Regions from separate parts of the Homo sapiens genome. Here all the other regions are linked to region 2. A link is a contact called in ENCODE Hi-C or POLR2A ChIA-PET data. All regions are on one chromosome and are shown on one strand. Each heading gives the region's core, a stretch centred on a gene start or an enhancer-like site at or near the end of the contact. The rest is flanking DNA. Distances are from core to core; before and after follow the strand shown. Region 1 holds the start of RBM4B (RNA binding motif protein 4B). Region 2 holds the start of AIP (AHR interacting HSP90 co-chaperone). Region 3 holds the start of GLTC1 (glycolysis associated regulator of LDHA post-transcriptional modification 1). Region 4 holds the start of CHKA (choline kinase alpha).

Region 1 (3,464 bases), core at 395-2,894, 810 kb after region 2:
AGCGGATCGCTTGAGGTCGGGAGTTCGACACCAGCCTGGCCAACACGGTGAAACCCTGTCTCTACTAAAAATACAAAAATTAGCTGGGGGGTAGCGCACGCCTGTAGTCCCAGCTACTCGGGAGGCTGAGGCAGGAAAATGGCTTGAACGCAGGAGGTGGAGGTTGCAGTAAGCCGAGATCGCACCACTGCCCTCCAGCCTGGGCGACACAGTGAGACTCTGTCTTTAAAAAATTAAACAAAAAATAAAAATAAAATAAAATTGGAAGGACAGTGCCTCTTCTGAAATGGCTGAGAAACAAAAAGAACTCAGGTAAAGAACATATCCAAGTAGCTGGGGTGGAAGAGGGCAGCCTGGGGAATGTGTCCCAGATGGTATCAGAGAAGCCATTATGGAGCCACTAAAATGAGGAATGGTGGCTGACAACCTCCCTGGCGGGCTCTACTAGGAGATAAACCCAATCCATCAATCTCCATAAAAGGCTACTCTTTGCTGGAAGGTGACAGTGGGGAATCAGCCTAAACTTCTTTTTTTTTTTTTTTTGAGACCGAGTCTTGCTCTGTCACCCAGGCTGGAGTGCAGTGACGCCATCTCGGCTCACTGCAACCTCCGCCTCCCGGGTTCCAACGATTCTCCTGCCTCAGCCTCCCGAGTAGTTGGGATTACAGGCGCCCGCCACCACGCCGGGCTATTTTTTGTATTTTTAGTAGACACGGGGTTTCACCATGTTGGCCAAGCTGGTGTCGAACTCCTGAACTCGTGATCCGCCCGCCTTGGCCTCCCAAAGTGCTGGGATTATAGGCGTGAGCCGCCGCACCTGGCACGCCTAAGCTTGTTTTTACCGCCAGGAGGTGCCCTTGGACCACAGCTGAATTTTGAATGCTAGACAGTCGGGAAACTCAGTTGCCTAGACTTCCAGCTTGGTGTGTACGAGGAGACCCTGTCCCACCCAGAACTAGGGACCTCGCTGGGCCTCTCCACCAAGTATTCCTCTGGCGTGCTCACCACAGACCAGGACTGTGATGGACACACAATGAGTGAGAGAGAATCAGACCACGGATACTCACGAGCAAACAAAACATGACTAAGCGTAGCCTGGGTAGCAATGCCTCTTAGGCCTGTCCCAGTTCTGCCAGGTTATCTTTCTGCCCCTTGGTTCTCAGTTTCCGTAGCAATAAATAACACCTCTGCAATGACAAACTTTAAAATAATGTTTAAAGCGCTACAAAACAATGACTAGTTTTGCTTAAAATGTGGCGCACCTGTATTTTTGAAATGTTGCCCCAAGCTGCCACAGAAGCCGGCCAGCCCGCTACAAAAGCCCCTTTTTAGGGCCCTCGGGGAGATTCCTCTGTCATTAGCTCCCCGCCCCCCTCAAAGGGCCCAAGAGCAGGACCCATTGTGGTGAGCGACTCCCCAAGGCCTCCGCTTTTCTAGGCAGTGGTTGCGTTCAGAGCCCCTCTGACGCAGCAGTGGCGACCCTTTCCAGGGTGGTGACTGGCTGGCTGGGGCTGGGGGTGGGCTGACCTCCGCGGCGCCGCGCCACCACCAACAGGCCCCGCCCCCGTGCTGCGTGGTCATTTGTATGCAGCCTCGGGATTGGTCACTCGGCTCCCGCGAGGGGAAGGGGAGGGAAGCAGCGCGCACTCGCGCGTGCGTGAGCTGGCGCGCGAGAAAGGGCCCGGTCGCGTCCAGGCTCGAGCGGCCGTCGCCATTTTGTAAGGTTCTCTCTGACGTGGGAGCCGCCGTCGCTGCCGCCACCCGGAGGTGCGAGGGGGTCGTGTGTGTGTGATGTGGGGAGCTCGGGGGCGGGTCGGGCCGGGCCTCCGGCAGACTGCACGGCCCGGATTTGGGTTTCTCATTTTGCAGCGGGAGGTCTGGGAAGACAACGGGAGGAGGCGGGGCCGGGTCTCCGGAAGGAGGCGGGGCAGGGGTCGGGTCGAGTCTTTGTTGGGGCGAAGAAGCTGGAGGGTGGGCCGCTGGGGGCGAGGTGGTTGGTCCCCGGTTTGGGGGAAAGGGGACTTTTTTCTTTTTAGAGTATCTTGAAAGGCGCTAGTGCGCGCAGGAGAGGTACACAGATTTCCCTCCAAAACCTTGTTACCAGGCGCACTGCGATTGATGCCCCTTGCCTTTGCTTGGGCTTTTCTCTTCCCTCATTTTAAGACATGAAGCAGCTAATTCTGGTATTTCATTGCGCTCCACTTCACGGAGATGATAGACTGGGCTATGCATGCTGACCCTCGACCTCCTGTTTGCATGTCACGCATAGCTCGCACTTCTCGAGAACAAACCGCCCTTCTTCTATTGAGGAAGAATAATGAATGTCTGTACGAGGGTCTTGAAGGTGCAAGAACTTTGGAGGATTAGACGAAAATGCTGCAGTGCACCGAAATTTCCCACCACACCCCTGACTTTTGAAGTCTTGTGTTTCTCTCCCAGGCTCTTGTCAGGATGGTGAAGCTGTTCATCGGAAACCTTCCCCGGGAGGCTACAGAGCAGGAGATTCGCTCACTCTTCGAGCAGTATGGGAAGGTGCTGGAATGTGACATCATTAAGAATTACGGCTTTGTGCACATAGAAGACAAGACGGCAGCTGAGGATGCCATACGCAACCTGCACCATTACAAGCTTCATGGGGTGAACATCAACGTGGAAGCCAGCAAGAATAAGAGCAAAGCTTCAACCAAGTTACACGTGGGTAACATCAGCCCCACTTGTACCAACCAAGAGCTTCGAGCCAAGTTTGAGGAGTATGGTCCGGTCATCGAATGTGACATCGTGAAAGATTATGCCTTCGTACACATGGAGCGGGCAGAGGATGCAGTGGAGGCCATCAGGGGCCTTGACAACACAGAGTTTCAAGGTGAACTGCTCTGGGCCTGGGTAGTAGCGCCGAGTGGGGTCTAGCTCAAAACAGGCAAGAACACAAGACTATAGAACTTGCTGGGTGGTCTCTTCCATTCTGTTTTAGCTGGAAATAATAGATTATGTTTACCGCTCTTAAGCATAATTTACCCCTGGGGAAGCAAACACTTCCCCTTTTCAGGTTTGCTAAGATGTTGCTCACCGACTGCATAGAATCACAAACTGTGGGTTACTTTACCCTGCGGGATTCTTGCATTGATTCGAGTGCTGTTGGAAGTGTAATCTGCTTGGGGAAACGAGTACCTCATGAGAGAAGGGAGGATAAAGGTCCGTGGCTTACCTGCTTCTTTGGTGATGATCAGGAAGCCTTATATTTGAGGGTTTAAGTGCTTAAGATTTATATTCTTTACTGCTTTGGGTGGATACTGGTGGGAAAGAAGAAAAAAGACATCTAGAGGAAGCCCTATATTATAAATCTGGGTGGCAAGTCTGGATCTGCGGGAGTATCTTTTTGTTGATCAAAGTTGTGCAGTCTCTTCAAGCAGAGTCAAAAAAACATGCCATGGAGTGTTCTGCTCCACCTGTTCATTTCACCCTCA
Region 2 (3,394 bases), core at 868-3,367:
GTTCAAGAGCAGCAATGCCAGTGTGGCAGAGCAGAGTGAAGGAGGGGGTGGGGTACACCACAGGGTCAGCAGGGGAGCTCACCCAGGTCAGTAGGGGTGGACCTCACAGGGCCTGTAGGCTATGGTGAGGCCTCTGTTTTTCACTCTGTGATGGAAGCCACTGAGTGGCTCCGAGCAAAAAAGGAATTGAATCTGGCATGGGCTCGGCTGCTGGGACGAGAACAGACCACAGAGGGACAAAAGAGGCAGGAGAGTTAGAGGTCGCTGCAGTAACCCAGGCTGGAGATGAGGATGGCCTGGACCCAAGCAGTGATGGCAGAAGTGGTGAGAACTCAGATCCTGGCTGGATATTGAGGATGTGATGTTGGATGTGAGACTGGGAGGACCACAGAGATGCTAAGGTTTTTGCCCTGAACAACGGGAAGGTTGTTGGTTCCCCTGACACGGAGAAGCCTCAGGTGGAGCAGGTTAAGTGTGAGTTGCCAACCAGGCTTCCAGGTGGATATGGTGAGTAGGGAGCTATATATCAGGTTTAAGAGACAGTTAATGACTGGAGAGCTGCATCTGGGAGTAATCCGGGCAGGGAGAGTTTTTAGAGATAACACTGGGGGTGGGTGCAGAGAAAAGAGGTTTGGAGATTGAACTCTCGACAGGATATGGTTAGAGGAGCCCACGCTCTTAACTGCCGCACCATGCTGCATCTCTGAAGTCAGTTTCCACATCGGTAAAACGGAATCAACAACAGTACCTATCTCACATTGTAGGAAATAAACGTGTGAAGCATGTAGCACAATGTTCGAATAGTGAGCACTCAATCAGTGCTGGCGATTGGTTATTTAACACCACCTGTTTCTGATCTTGGGGTGCCATTGTTCACATCTCTCCTTCTGATGTCTGTTCCATCCAGGATCCCCCTTGCCAGCCCCTTCTTCCAACGCCACCAACCCCCCAGCACATGGGGGCATGAACCCACACCACACATCCTGTCTCTTCTTAGAGAAGATATCTTTTCATACAGCGGATCACTCCAGCCATGCAGCTCCCCTCTGCTCTCAGGGCACTTATACTGCACTGGGCTAGGATGCTTAGCTGCCCGATTCGGCACGGTGCTGGCCAGGGGGCATGTGCTCATTTGCTCAATGTGCATGTCCTGCCTGACTGCTCTGCTGGGCACAGGGGCTGCCCCTGGGAGGTTCCCTACTCTGCAAACAAGTGGCAGCTGGGAAAAGCACTCCGGGAGGAGGCAACTACAGGAGAAGCAGGGAAGCCTGGAGTTGTAGGTTGGGGGAGAAGCGGGCAGAGGGGCTGGATCTGGGGGCCTGGCAAAAAGGAGAAAAGTGGGAGGTTCTTTACTTCCCAACCCTCATCTGTCCCAACAAGCCCCTAGTGCAGCAGGAAGGCTGCTAAAGAGTCCCTGTCTGGGAGACCTGACCTCTGGGCCCGTTCTCCGGCTTTGCACGTCCCAGGGTCTTGGTTTTCCACTCTAAACAGCGGCAGTTGGTCTAAGTGTTTTCAGAAGGCCCTTCCATCTACAAAGGATCATGAGCCTTGAAACCCAGATACCCGAGGACCACTCCCGGCCCTGGGTTTCCTCCAGCGTGGGGTCTGCCCAAGCACTGAGATCAACCCCCAACCCCAACCCGCTTGTGATGACTGACGGCCTCCCCCACCAATGCTGCTACAAGGCCGAGCCAGGGGGCGGGGCAGACAGGCCCGAATTCACCCCCTACTTAAATTCAGCCCAATCAGCGTCGAGTTCTGCATGTGAGCGGTAGGGGCAGTGGACGCTGCCCTCTGGGCATGCGCAACCTCTCGCCTAAGGCCTCCTCCCGCCTCGCATGCGCACCACGCCGCAGAGGGGGAGAAGGGTAGGGTAGACACGAACCTTGGTCCCATCTTGAAAGTCCGGGAGCTCTCCTCGGCCTTCCTGTATCACACGTTTTTGGATCCCGTCCTCCCGGAGTCTTGCGATGATATCCGCCATCCTCCTTCCCCGCTGCTCCCTTTCGGCAACTTCCGGACTCGCTCGGTAGCTTCCGGACTTGCTTCGGCAACTCCTAGCACCTCGGCAGCTTCCGAGCTAGCGCCATTTTGGTTGAGGGCAGAAGCCAAAAGGGACTGAGCGTGGAAACGGATGGTGATTGGTTCTCTGCGCTGGGGCTGAGCGCGCGCGTCTGCTCGGGGGCGGAGCCTAGGAATGTCTCGGGGCTGGACCCCAGCCTGTCAAGGAGGAAGGGCCGGGGTCCGCGGGCCGGGCGGGACGAGGACGTCCCTAACAATTGTCATTGAATTGATTGGGACTGCGGCCGTGTGGCACTTTGTTTGAAGTTGTGGATGGAATATAACAGCACTGCAGAGTTAGGAAAATGAAAAAAAAAAAAAACACCCGTAAGCCACACCCTCAAAGTGTTATGATTTTTGTGTATTTTCTTCCGGCTTTTTCTCTTTCGCATATCTAGTATGATTGTCGGGACTCTTGCATCCTGGATCTTCCTCTTTCAAAAAATAAAAAGAGGAAGAGGGAAAGAAAGGTGGAGAAGGAGACCAAGAGAGCCCATTGCGGGGTCGGAAATGAGTCATAGTTGTGCCCAATTAATATTAGGGAATAATCGATGAATGATAGAAATGAGGTACTTTAGCGCCGGGCGCGGTGGCCCTGTAACCCCACCACTTTGGGAGGCCGAGGCGAGAGGATCGCTTGAGCCCAGGAGTTCGAGGCTGCAGTGGGCCGTGTTCGTGCCACTGCACTCCAGGCTAGCCGACAGAGCGAGATGCTGTCTCAAAACAAAACAAAAAAAAAAAATTAAATTAAAAGAAAAGAGAAATGAGGTACTTTGGGGCTAAAACAACTTTTGTTTTTCTTTTTTTGAGACGGAGTCTCGCTCTGTCACCCACGCTGGAGTGCAGTGGCACAATTTCAGCTCACTGCAAGCTCTGCCTCCCGGGTTCACGCCATTCTCCTGCCTCAGCCTCCCGAGCAGCTGGGACTACAGGCGCCCGCCACCATGCCCGGCTAATTTTTTGTATTTTTAGTAGAGACAGGGTTTCACCGTGTTAGCCAGGATGGTCTCAATCTCCGGACCTCGTGATCCGCCCACCTCGGCCTCCCAAAGTGCTGGGATTACAGGCGTGAGCCACAGCGCCCAGCTGATATGAAACATTCTAAATAAAATACTAGGCTAATTGAATTCACTAATGTCATGTAAAAATGCATCAGTATGGGGCAGGTGTGGTGGCTTATGCCTCTAATACCAGCACTTTGGGAGGCCAAGGCAAGTGGATCTCCTGGATCTCCTTGAGCTCACAAGTTCAAGACCAGCCTGGACAACATGGCAAAATACCATCTTCACCAAAAATACAAAAAATTAGGTGGTGTGGTGGTGCACGCCTGTGG
Region 3 (2,769 bases), core at 270-2,769, 550 kb before region 2:
ACAATTCAGTTTCTGTGGACCCCAAGTTCTGCCTCACCTAAGAAACCTTTTAAATCCATCCTTCCTTTCTCCCTCCCAGAGATCCTGTTTCCCACCTTTCTGCTCCTCCCTTCATCCTCCCCAAATCTAACCAAAAACAACATTACCAGCCCCCGCCAGCATGCACTGAGAGCGAACTTTGTTAGCTCTCCTCCCCCAGGAACCGTGCCCAGGGGTGGAAAGCGCTGCCATCCTATCCTTACAAGGACTCCACGAGGGAGGCACAAATAAGGCGCTGGGACTCAGTTTGTTGAGTGACTCGCTAGGGCTGGGTGTGGTGGCTCACGCCTGTAATCCCAGCACTTTGGGAGGCTGAGGCAGGTGGATCACCTGAGGTCAGGAGTTTGAGACCAGCCTGGCTAACATGGTGGAACCCCGTCCCTACCAAAAAATACAGAAATTAGCCAGGTGTGGTGGTGGGCACTTATAATCCCAGCTACTCGGGAGGTTGAGGTAGGAGAATCGCTTGAACCCAGGAGGCAGAAGTTGCAGTGAGCCCAGACTGCACCACTGCCCTCCAACCTGGGCGACAGAGTGAGACCTTGTCTCAAAAAAAAGATAAAAAAGTGACTTGTCGGAAGTCACACGATAAGGAGGTGGGCCGAGGATCGGAACCCAGCCCTGCCCTGCTGGAAACTCTTCAAGGCCTGAACAGTCCTCGGTACCACATTCCTTTCCCCAGCTTCAAGGCCCTCCTGGAACTGTCCCCCAGCCTGCCGCGTGACCTTGGGCAGATGATGTGACCTGACCTCCGTCTTCTCACCTATGAAGTGGGTTGGGGGCGGTTGGTCTTGGGAATTAGGGGAGCCCGTACATGCCAAGGGCACCCCAGAGCCCGGCACTTAGCCGGCGCTCATAAGAGCTCATCCCACGACCTGTGAACCCCCTAACAGGCCCACTCCTTTGGATCACTGACTGCAGTTCCAGGGACCCAACCCAGCACCTTCCCCACCTTCCCAGTGATCTCCGACCCTAACTAGGCCGGTGGCGCAGAGCGGGCGGCGCATGCGCCCTGAGAGCCGGCTCCCCGCTGCACCTGAAGGACACGGAGGCCGCGGATCCTGAGTGAGCCGAGGGGAAGCCCAGGCGCAGAGCTGGCGGCGCCAACGGGGACACCACACTCGCCCCCGACGCCACGCTGCCCAAGCCCGACTTTCACGGCCAAAACGTGAACACCCACCTTGAAGCGCCGCCGCTACTTGCCTTGCCAAGCAGGCCAGTCAATCGGGAGGCGGAGGCTACACTGTAGGACGCTGCCATTGGGCCAGCGGGTTCCCCCTTTTCTGTATTGATGCTTCATGGTGTGGTCTGATTGGCCAGCAAGGCTGCTGAAAGAGGCGGGATTCAGAAATATCTTTCTTTTGATTGGCTAGGAGAGACCGGCGCTTGAAGTTTGTAGGGGGCCGCCATGTTGGTTTGGGGAGGCCAATAAGTGAAGACCTCCGAGCCGCTGGAGGCGGGACATCCGGGGCGTGGTTTAGAAAGAGTGCTTTCGCCGTGGGTGCAGAGGGTGGGCCCGCCGGGTTGGGTGGGGGGCGTGTGATGACGGTAATGGCGACGAGATGCTCAACTCACGCGGCCTCTTTTAATCCTCACAGCAGCTCTGCGTGGAGAAACTACAGTAACGTGTTACCACGTTAAGGCGGGAAGCTGAGGCATGGGAGTATTTAGTAACGTTCCCGGGCCGTAGAGCTGCGGTGTGCGGCCGCCTGATCCACCTGATCTGTATGACTCCCGTACTCAACCAGCCTATGTTTCCTACCAGCGAATTTTTTTTTTTTTTTTTTTTTTTTTCTTTTTTTGAGACAATCTGGCTCTGTGGCTCAGGCTGGAATGCAGTGGTGCGATCTCGGCTCACTGCAGCCTCGACCTCCCAGGCTCGGGTGATCCTCACTTCTCAGCCTCCCGAGCAGCTGGAACCACAGTCGCCTGCCACCACCAGGCTCGGCTAATTTTTGTATTTTTTGTAGAGACGGGGTCTCGCCATGTTGCCCAGGCTGGTCTGGAACTCCTGGACTCAGGCGATCCTCCTGCCTCGGCCTGCCAAAGTGCTGGGATTACAGGCGTGAGCCACCACGCCGGGCCTTTCCCCGGGAATGCTGTGGTAGAGGGACCCGCAGAGGCCCCGAGGCTGCCTGCATGTGTGTGTTGGGAGGATCTGCGCTGAGGGTAGGTAGGAGTTGGGCAGGCCAGGACAGGAAGGAGGCAGAGGGCATGTCCCATGCCCGTGCAGAGGGAGGACACGCATGGTAGACCAGGACGAGGACAAGGGCAGGCTCAGTGTGTGCAAAGGGGACAGTGGTTTGGGATTTGCATGCAGATGCCCGAGCCTCCAAAGGACCTGTGGGCCACAGGGAGACCCTGGGGGAGTTCAAGCTGAGGAGTGGAGAGGGCTTTGGGCTGGTCAGCAGGTGCTCAGAGGAGAGGGGCTGGCCCTAGAGAGAAGGGAGGTCTTGGGATGGTGGCCCACACCTGACCCTGGCCCTTCATCAGGTGATTCCTGCGTGGATGCCTGCGGGGATTCCTGCGTGGATTGGGGAAGTCCTGCAGCATTACAGAATTGTTACCCAACGCCAGGGCCTTGGTCCAGAGTCCTGTTGCTAGATGCACAGAAAGCAAATCACTGAGATGTAAGTATTGCCAGGGAAGAAGGCTTTATTCAGGTGACATCAGCCAGAGAGACAGGAGACGAAACTCAGGTCCACCCCTGTCCCTCTTCCCGACTAAAGT
Region 4 (3,430 bases), core at 250-2,749, 640 kb before region 2:
CAAGTACACACTCTAAAAGATTTTTGCGGCCGGGCGCGGTGGCTCACTCCTGTAATCCCAGCACTTTGGGAGGCCGAGGCGGGCGGATCACGAGGTCAGGAGATCGAGACCATCCTGGCTAACACGATGAAACCCCGTCTCTACTAAAAATACAAAAAAAAAAAAAAAAAAAAAAAAAAAATTAGCCAGGCGTCGTGGCGGGCGTCTGTAGTCCTAGCTACTCGGGAGGCTGAGGCAGCAGAATGGCGTGAACCCGGGAGGCGGAGGTTGCAGTGAGCCGAGATCGTGCCACTGCACTCCAGCCTGGGCGACTGAGCAAGACTCCGTCTCAAAAAAAAAACCAAAAAACATTTTTGCTTCTGGAAGACTGTGAACTCCCCACATAGAAGCATTTCCTGTGTATCAGGCACTGGATTTCCTAAGCCCCTGGCAGCCCAGGAAACCTCCTGTTTCAGCTCATGTCCCATAAAATGGGATCCATAATTTTTATATGTATCAGCACCTCACTTCTAGGAAGGACGGGAGCAGTGAGGGACATGGGGCAGTGTGTGGCAAACGGTAGCAGGGGCCCTTGCCCCTCTACCCCGGCAAAGGTGCGTTAGTCACGGTCACAAGGCTGTTTCCTGCGGGGGATGGGGAGGCAGGGGCAGCGTCCACAACGCCAGTAGCCCCGTGGCACGCACCTTTGGCCTGTGCTCTGGGCAGTTGCGGCGGCCCCATGGCGGGGATGATGCCCCTCCCTCGACGGTCCCTGGGCCTCCAGCCCTGAACTTCTAGGCCCGAGCATCCTCAGTACCACGGACAGGGAAACTGAGGCTGCGGGAGGCGTGCAGAGGGCTGGGCCCCGGTAGCCGGCGTGCAGCCGGGCCCAGCCTGGCCCACCGTGTGGCCTCGAGCCCGTCACCTCTTCCCTCCTTCAGACCTCGGTTTCTTAGTAATTCTTCGGGCTCCGCGTTGGACAGGGCGAGACGCGCCTGTGGCAGCGCTGGGAAATGTTACAAAATCACACCCACTGAGCCCCAGGAGGAGGCTGCTCGCCCAAGGTCACGCGGAGAGGGCAGTAGCCTCCAGACACGTTTCCTGCCTGCCCCTGCCAGGCCCGGCCTCTGATGTCACGGGGCTTCCGAGGGGTCCAAGGAAACTTTCAGCTCCCAAAGCCAACCCCGGGGTCCTCCGAGGCTCAGGAGCCTCCCTCGCTCGGCCCAGTCCGGCTCCGTCCCACCGCGGAGGCGCTCTCCCGGCGCCCCCCGCGCCTCGCTCCCCTCTCCCCCTTCCCTGCGACCGCCGGGGCGCCCCCTCGACGCCCCGCCCCCTTCGCCCAGGCCCCGCTCACGGAGGCCGCAGCGCTCTGGGTTGGGGGCGGCGCCGCAGCCAATGGGGAGGCGGTGTGGCGAGGGCGGCGGCGGTTATGATGCGCCGGGCCGGCGGACGGCGGCCAATCAGTGGCGAGCGCGAGGGCGGGCTGTGACGCGGCCGGCGCTCCTCGTGCGGCGGCGGCAGAGGAGCGAGTGCAGCGGCCAGCAGCACATCCCCGCTCCACAGTCGCCGCAGTCGCCGCAGCCGCCGCCGCCGCCCCGCGCGCCCAACCGCCGCGGCCCCCTGCCCCGCCGGCCTGCCAGTGAGAGAGCGGCGAGGGGGCGCCCGGCCGGACTCTGAGCCTAGTCCTCTCGCGCTGCGGCCGCCCGCGCCTCCTCGGCCGCCTGTCGGGCATGAAAACCAAATTCTGCACCGGGGGCGAGGCGGAGCCCTCGCCGCTCGGGCTGCTGCTGAGCTGCGGTAGCGGCAGCGCGGCCCCGGCGCCCGGCGTGGGGCAGCAGCGCGACGCCGCCAGCGACCTCGAGTCCAAGCAGCTGGGCGGCCAACAGCCGCCGCTCGCGCTGCCCCCTCCGCCGCCGCTGCCGCTGCCGCTGCCGCTGCCCCAGCCCCCGCCGCCGCAGCCGCCCGCAGACGAGCAGCCGGAGCCCCGGACGCGGCGCAGGGCCTATCTGTGGTGCAAGGAGTTCCTGCCCGGCGCCTGGCGGGGCCTCCGCGAGGACGAGTTCCACATCAGTGTCATCAGGTCGGTGGCGCCGGGTCTGGGGGCCGCGGGACAGTCAGGTGACGCGGGGCGGGGCCGGGGCGGGGTCCGGGCAGGGGGCGTGGGCCGGGGGGGTCGGGGGCCGGGGGAGCCGGGGCCGGGGCGGAGGCCGGGGACCGGGGACCGCAGCCGGCGAAAGCCCTCCTTCTCCCAGCCCTGGGTAATCCAAGGGAAGCGGGTTCGCGGCCGCCGCAGGCCGTCCACAAACAGGCTTTTGTAAAAACGTCGGTTTCATGAGAAAACGGGTCTGTTCTAGGAGAACAATACCGTTCCATCACGAAGTGCGTGTGGTACTGACGCTTAAGATAGGTCTAGAAAGTCTCTGCGGTTTAGGGCCTTGAATGAAGGTGTTGTGGCTGGCTTTAAAAACACAAACCACTTTTTAACTTTTTTCTGTTAGTTTTTCGAGTTCGCGATTTGATGTCTTGTTCCCTCTCCAAGAGTCATTGTTAGTGGAGGAGTAGCATTTTCTCATCCCCTAAGAGACATCACTATAGCTGTGTTACTAGACAAAGGTGGGAGGCGTGGCTCCTAAAATAAGAGTAAGGTAGAAATGTTTTTTCCTTTTTTTTTTTTTTTTGAGACGGAGTTTCGCTCTTGGTCCCCAGGCTGGAGTGCAGTGGCGCGACCTCGGCTCACTGCAACCACGGCCTCCCGTGTTCAAGCGATTCTCCTTGCCTCAGCCTCCCGAGTAGCTGGGATTACAGACACACGCCACCACGCCCGGCTAATTTTGTATTTTTAGTAGAGACAAGGTTTCTCCATGTTCGTTAGGCTGATCTTGAACTCCCGACCTCAGGTGATCCACCCGCTTCGACCTCCCAAAATGTTGGGATTACAGGCATGAGCCACCGCGCTCGGCCATTTTTTCCTTTTTTTAAACTTGAAAATATTTAATCTTAAATTTGAATTACAGAAGTACGCGTGTAGGTATTCAGACTTAACAGAAGTCTGACCTTCTTTCACCACTCTGCTCCGAAGACATAACCATTCAACGTAGTGTGTGCATCCTTCTATTGAGACCTTTAAAGATGTGTTCCCGGGCCGGGCGCAGTGGCTCACGCCTGTAATCCCAGCACTTTGGGAGGCCAAGGTGGGCGGGTCACGAGGTCGGGAGATCGAGACCAGCCTGGCCAACATGGTGAAACCCCATATCTACTAAAAATACAAAAATTAGCTGGGCATGGTGGCGCACACCTGTAGTCCCAGCTACTTGGGAGGCTGAGGCAGGAGAATCGCTTGAACCTGGGAGGCGGCGGTTGCAGTGAGCCGAGATCACGCCACTGCACTCCAGCCTTTGACAGAGAGAGACTGTCTCAAAAAAACAAAAACAAAGAACGTGTTCCGTCATTT

What was found. A loop is a pair of places that touch in the nucleus more often than their neighbours do. ChIA-PET counts read pairs that join two places held with the same protein, here RNA polymerase II (POLR2A). Pooled maps may share reads with other maps.
Region 1: a loop to region 2 is called in a map of naive thymus-derived CD4-positive, alpha-beta T cell, with 8 times the contacts of the local background. The contact joins the promoter of RBM4B here to the promoter of AIP in region 2. A Hi-C loop is called at or near these places in 1 of 168 maps with a recorded cell type or tissue (naive thymus-derived CD4-positive, alpha-beta T cell) and 6 of 50 pooled maps. POLR2A ChIA-PET finds 5 or more read pairs at or near these places in 2 of 52 experiments (HEK293 and activated T-cell).
Region 3: a loop to region 2 is called in a pooled map, with 8 times the contacts of the local background. The contact joins the promoter of GLTC1 here to the promoter of AIP in region 2. A Hi-C loop is called at or near these places in 8 of 50 pooled maps. POLR2A ChIA-PET finds 5 or more read pairs at or near these places in 2 of 52 experiments (A673 and OCI-LY7).
Region 4: a pooled map shows a loop between it and region 2 (5-fold over the local background). The contact joins the promoter of CHKA here to the promoter of AIP in region 2. A Hi-C loop is called at or near these places in 2 of 37 single-sample maps with no recorded cell type and 5 of 50 pooled maps. POLR2A ChIA-PET finds 5 or more read pairs at or near these places in 1 of 52 experiments (Panc1).

The regions. Positions count from the first base shown.
Region 1 is chr11:66,676,067-66,679,530 of GRCh38, reverse strand. It overlaps RBM4B (RNA binding motif protein 4B), which reads left to right and starts at 1,644. Exons shown (of 4, transcript NM_031492.4): 1 at 1,644-1,767; 2 at 2,440-2,863. The coding sequence starts at 2,452. RefSeq lists silencers at 1,442-1,721, 1,922-2,031.
Region 2 is chr11:67,481,749-67,485,142 of GRCh38, reverse strand. AIP (AHR interacting HSP90 co-chaperone) reads right to left here and starts at 2,117. Exons shown (of 6, transcript NM_003977.4): 1 at 1,886-2,117. The coding sequence starts at 1,984. RefSeq lists enhancers at 19-68, 2,216-2,275.
Region 3 is chr11:68,029,184-68,031,952 of GRCh38, reverse strand. GLTC1 (glycolysis associated regulator of LDHA post-transcriptional modification 1) reads left to right here and starts at 1,519. Exons shown (of 4, transcript NR_197583.1): 1 at 1,519-1,660; 2 at 2,533-2,669. It overlaps ALDH3B1 (aldehyde dehydrogenase 3 family member B1), which reads right to left. Exons shown (of 10, transcript NM_000694.4): 10 at 2,677-2,769. NDUFS8 (NADH:ubiquinone oxidoreductase core subunit S8) reads right to left here and starts at 1,272. Exons shown (of 7, transcript NM_002496.4): 1 at 1,220-1,272. RefSeq lists enhancers at 1,066-1,245, 1,237-1,531.
Region 4 is chr11:68,119,457-68,122,886 of GRCh38, reverse strand. It overlaps CHKA (choline kinase alpha), which reads left to right and starts at 1,499. Exons shown (of 12, transcript NM_001277.3): 1 at 1,499-2,059. The coding sequence starts at 1,710. CHKA-DT (CHKA divergent transcript) reads right to left here and starts at 999. Exons shown (of 4, transcript NR_183630.1): 1 at 684-999. RefSeq lists silencers at 645-744, 1,095-1,524, 2,095-2,224 and enhancers at 1-760, 761-1,526, 2,375-2,504, 2,645-2,774, 3,200-3,430.